Linked DNA regions of Homo sapiens: region 2 is linked to region 1. Evidence: chromatin loops called from intact Hi-C (ENCODE). Cell type or tissue: heart right ventricle. All regions are shown on one strand. Region 1 overlaps ABCC8 (ATP binding cassette subfamily C member 8). Region 2 overlaps USH1C (USH1 protein network component harmonin).

What was found. Peaks named below come from ENCODE experiments on the same cell type or tissue, not always from the same donor. Only the 100,000 strongest peaks of a DNase experiment are listed, where the experiment ranks them.
Region 2: it touches region 1 in a loop (2.4-fold over the local background); 7 of 110 quality-filtered maps call a loop at or near these places.

The regions. Positions count from the first base shown.
Region 1 is chr11:17,404,801-17,407,300 of GRCh38, reverse strand. ABCC8 (ATP binding cassette subfamily C member 8) reads left to right here. Exons shown (of 39, transcript NM_000352.6): 25 at 172-413; 26 at 513-679; 27 at 1,738-1,807. Among named protein-coding and RNA genes, the nearest start is that of KCNJ11, 17 kb to the right of the region's middle. RefSeq lists a silencer at 1,365-1,659. In heart right ventricle, a CTCF peak has its summit at 1,550; a DNase peak (open chromatin) is centred at 1,490; H3K27ac peaks cover 1,687 bases.
Region 2 is chr11:17,496,395-17,498,894 of GRCh38, reverse strand. It overlaps USH1C (USH1 protein network component harmonin), which reads left to right. Exons shown (of 27, transcript NM_153676.4): 24 at 624-733; 25 at 2,082-2,137. Among named protein-coding and RNA genes, the nearest start is that of ABCC8, 21 kb to the right of the region's middle. In heart right ventricle, no CTCF peak of the experiment used is centred here; no DNase peak of the experiment used is centred here.

The DNA of each region.
Region 1 (2,500 bases):
AGAGAGGCTAAGGTTTGGGGTTCTGGGTGTGGTGCAGTAGTGTGCCTTTGATTAAATGGCTTCCCTCTGTGTGCCCCCGTTGTCCCCTCAGTAAGTGGGGATAAAATGCCCTGATTCACCCTCAGAGGGATGGAAATGTGTAGCCACAGAGTGGGTTCTTGCGGCCTGCAGAGGAGGCAGCTGAGAGCGAGGAGGATGACAACCTGTCGTCCATGCTGCACCAGCGTGCTGAGATCCCATGGCGAGCCTGCGCCAAGTACCTGTCCTCCGCCGGCATCCTGCTCCTGTCGTTGCTGGTCTTCTCACAGCTGCTCAAGCACATGGTCCTGGTGGCCATCGACTACTGGCTGGCCAAGTGGACCGACAGCGCCCTGACCCTGACCCCTGCAGCCAGGAACTGCTCCCTCAGCCAGGTGTGACTGGCGGCCCATGGCAGAGGTTGGGAGTGGGGATGGGGGAAGGGCTGAGCCCATGGGCACCCTGGAACTCCAAATCACTCTCTGCCTGTGAAGGAGTGCACCCTCGACCAGACTGTCTATGCCATGGTGTTCACGGTGCTCTGCAGCCTGGGCATTGTGCTGTGCCTCGTCACGTCTGTCACTGTGGAGTGGACAGGGCTGAAGGTGGCCAAGAGACTGCACCGCAGCCTGCTAAACCGGATCATCCTAGCCCCCATGAGGTACCCGTCTCCCCTGGCCAGGCTGGGACTGTGAGCAAGTCACTGTTCTCTGAGCCTTAGTCTTCCCATCTATAAAATGGGGATATACAACCTGTCACAAGCTTGTGGGGGTGACTCAAGGAGACAGTGTGTGTAAAAGTGCCCTCCTTGTGCAAGAAGCAGGGAGAAACTGGCATTTACTCAGCCAGATACTGTGATAGGCATTGTGTGTGGTTAGCTCATTTAATTGTTACCATGGCCCTTTAAAGTGAGCGTCTGCACATCCAAGTAAAGATTGTTTTCTCCTCCCTAAGTGGGTGTAATTTGCCCATCCCCACCCATGAGTTCAGCTCCCTGCCCTCCCCTCACTCTCTCTCCCTCAGCCAGCCTCAGGTTTTGACACTGGGGGAACAGGTAGCTGTTCTATTAATAATTTCCTGTAATGGGATGGATAAAAATCTCAAAGGCCACTTGATGTCAAAGAGGTTTAAAGTTGTCCCTGCCCAATTGGTTGGCCAACTTGGCTTAAAAACACAACAGGCAAACAGATTTTCTGGCCCCTTGTCGAGGCTAGACCTCACAATCTAACTGCACTTTTTACTTTCCAGCCTCATGAGTTTTCTGTGGCCCACAGATATGGCCTCCAAGTTTATTTACTTTTACTCTCTATTTGCCCCAGCTCTGTAGTTCTGAAACTCCCTGGTTGGGGTTGGGCTGACTCTGGGTCAGCCAGCCGGCAGGCTGTCCCCAGGGCCCTGTTCCTCTTGGCAGGTTGTCCCTCTGGAGAGGACTCTGTGTCCCAGGAGGACAGCTGCTGAGTCAGGCCGAGCCGGCAGCTGAGAAAGGCGGCAGTCGTCAGATGGGCTTGAGAAACTGAAAGGCTAACGAAAGGCCAGCGCCCCTTTGGGCAGCTGCAGGAATTCACGGGGATACAGGCCAGATGTCTACAAATTGGCAGAGGATGCCAGACCCATGAATGACTCCAGAGACACTTACATGAAATAATTAACTATCTCATTCAGTAAACAGGAAGTAAATCAATGGACAAATGAGTAACTCTTCCTCTGGCTGCCTCTTAGGTTTTTTGAGACCACGCCCCTTGGGAGCATCCTGAACAGATTTTCATCTGACTGTAACACCATCGACCAGGTACAGAGGACCGTGCCACACTATCCCCCCTTCCAGAGACACCTCGGACCCCTGGGGGCTTCTCCTGTCTGAGGCTGGGTTCCCCAGATCAGGTGATCACAGCCCTCTGGGAAGAAGCCAGTGTCCCCGATCCGATTATAATGCTGCTTCAGGGCTGGGGCCTCCCTCGTGGGAGCCTCACAGTAAGGCTGAGGGAAACCAGATCCCTTTAGCTTCCACCTGAGATCCCACTGGCTTTCTCTAGTAAAGTTCCAGCATATTCTGAACCAAGGTGGCTGATTGTATGGAGAATATTCATTTTGATTCAGCCTGTGTTCTTTATTTACCATTGTACCAGATGGTGTGAAAACAAAATCTTGATTCCTACCTCAGGGAGTTTACCTTGTAGCTGGAGAGATGAGATACGTGCCTATAATAAAGGGAGAGCAAGGCCGGGCTCAGTGGCTCACTCCTGTAACCCCAGCACTTTGGGAGGCGGAGGCAGGCGGATCACTTGAGGCCAGGTGTTCAAGACCAGCCTGATGGCCAACATGATGAAACCCCTTCTCTATTAAAAATACAAAAATTAGCCAGGTGTGGTGGCAGGTGCCTGTAATCCCAACTACTTGGGAAGCTGAGGCAGGAGAATCATTTGAACCCAAGGGGCAGAGGCTGCCGTGAACCGAGATTACGCTGCTGCACTCAAGTCTGGGC
Region 2 (2,500 bases), 92 kb before region 1:
ACAATCCCTGCCCACGTGGAGCTGACAGTGTGGTGGGAGAGACCATCAGTAAACAAACAGATTAATGATTACGAATTGTGGAAAATGCCAAATAAGAAAAGATTGGGATGCTGTGAGAGAATAGGCAAGATCTACATTCGACTGAGCGGGGGTCAGAGAAGCCCCTTCTGACATTTCCTCTCAGACCTAGAAGAAGAGAAAGCAAGGTAGGGAACAGCGACATGAAGCCTCTGAGGCAGGAGAGAGCATGGCAGCTCAGGGACCTGAACAGACCAGCATGACTGGCAACAGGGAGGGCCGGCTGGCAGAATTGACTCAGGCCTCATACTGTGCTGGAAATGCAGGTCTGTGTCCCTCTGTAATAACAGAGGCTCATCATCAATGATATCCAGGTTCTCCTGAGCTGGGGTGAGGGGGTGTGGAAGGGACAGGGACTAAATGCCCTTTGACTAGCCACTAACCAGGTGGCTAGTTTCCCCTCATGCTTTCTGAGTCCACATGAGCTTTCAGAACCCAGGCTCAGGTCTCTTCTGCTGTCTGGCAATGACCCCCCTTTGCCAAGCCCTGGGCCAGGCACGTGTCACATACAGCCCAGTTGGCCAATCAGCCTCATCTGCCTGCAGGTGGCATTGTGAAAGGGGACGAGATCATGGCAATCAACGGCAAGATTGTGACAGACTACACCCTGGCTGAGGCTGAGGCTGCCCTGCAGAAGGCCTGGAATCAGGGCGGGGTAAGAATAAGGCCCCTCCCTCCTTTCCTCCCTCACCTGCCTGCCTCAAACCCTGGCCTCTGCAGCCAGGTCTCACAATAGGATGCCTCATTCCAGGGTGGGCATCTGGAGTCCAGGCAACACTTTGGTGACACCATACCCCATCCAGCCTGTGGTTTAAATCTGACAAGATGGGATTCAGAAAAATAGATGTCAATTCCTGACCTTGGATCCAAAAAGCCAGTGGCTTAAACAGACTCTTGAAGCCAGGGCATGGCAGGTCACCCAAGAAAAAGACTTAAGGTCTTTTCTAAGTGCACACTGAACAAGAATCAAGAGAATTCTGGGGGCTACCAGAAAGCATTAACAAAAGCAGAGAACCCAGGATGAAGGAGGGGCTGGTGGGAATCTGCTCTGCACTCATTAGACACCCACCTGGATCACGGCCACTGCATAAGATTGCCCAGGCTGTGCACTACATAATCTGAGGGGGTGCCCTTTTACAGACTGTAGTGTGAATGGTGCCTGCTCATGGTGTGCAATGCACAACCTGTGCAACTGTATGCAGGCAGCCGAGCCTGAGGTATTAAGTTCAGTGCCGAGGAAGCTGACCAGATGGGCCTGGGACCCACATGAAGGGATGTGGAGAAGAGAAGACTCACGGGTAACATGATGACTATCTTTGATTATCTGAAGGTCTGCATTAGGGCAGAGGGAGCAGAAGTGTTCTCTCTGATTCTTGAGGGAAGACCTGGATTGGATGGAGGGAAGTCCTGGGGAAAGAGAGAGAGATTTCAGCTCAATATTAGGAACCAGCTCATGGTAGAGGGGCCCAGTGATATTTCCAATACTTTTCAGGGGATACACCTAAGCCAAGGAGGGAGAATGAGGGGCAAGTCAAGGATGGCAGTAAAAGGGATTCAGGTGTTAGGATCAAAAAGCTGGGCCAGAAGTCCCCCACTTGATTGTGCATCAGAAAGTGCGTCGGAATTACCCAGAGAGGTTGTTAAAAGTACTATTTCCCAGGACTCACCCTTGACTTCTGGGGGCCAAGTCTACGAGCCTACACTTTTAAGAAGTTCCCCCAAGTGATTCTGAGGTTGCTGCCTGTCCCCGGTCCATAGATTGACATTTGGGAGCTGAGTGTCATTCAAGGGCCTTGCAGCCCTGTCCTCTATGGTCCCGAAGCCTCAGAGACTAGAAACGTCCTCAGACCATGGAAGTCACAGTGGGCCCCAGGTGGGCCCGTGGGAAGAAGGTGCAGCCTGGCTGATCCTAGGCCATGGGGCCCAGAAATGGGGATGGAGTGCCGGGGCAGATGCACCATCCAACTGAGTGTGCCCCAGAGTCACACGGCTTCTCCCCACAGGACTGGATCGACCTTGTGGTTGCCGTCTGCCCCCCAAAGGAGTATGACGATGAGCTGTAAGTGTGTGCAAGCACCTAGCCTGAGACCTCTTCTTCCTTCTCCAGAATCTCAGCCACCTTTCTCCAGCCCATCCCCAGCCTTCTCCCAGCCTGAAGGAATGGCCCAAGCACGCAGCTTCTCATAGCCAGAGCTCCTAGAAAACTCCTGGACTAGAGCCAAGTCATTGTCCTTAAGCAGTGTCTGAGCTGCCTCCCGGGCAGTCTTGTCCAAATTCTTCTCTACTATGGGGAATTGAGGCATGAGGTCTTAGACCGGGTAAGCAGAGACGTTGGGAAAAAGACTCAGGATTGTTAATTCCCCACTCAGAACTTTATCCCCTGCCCCATTATTAGATGGTTAGAAGGTGTCTGTGTCCATCC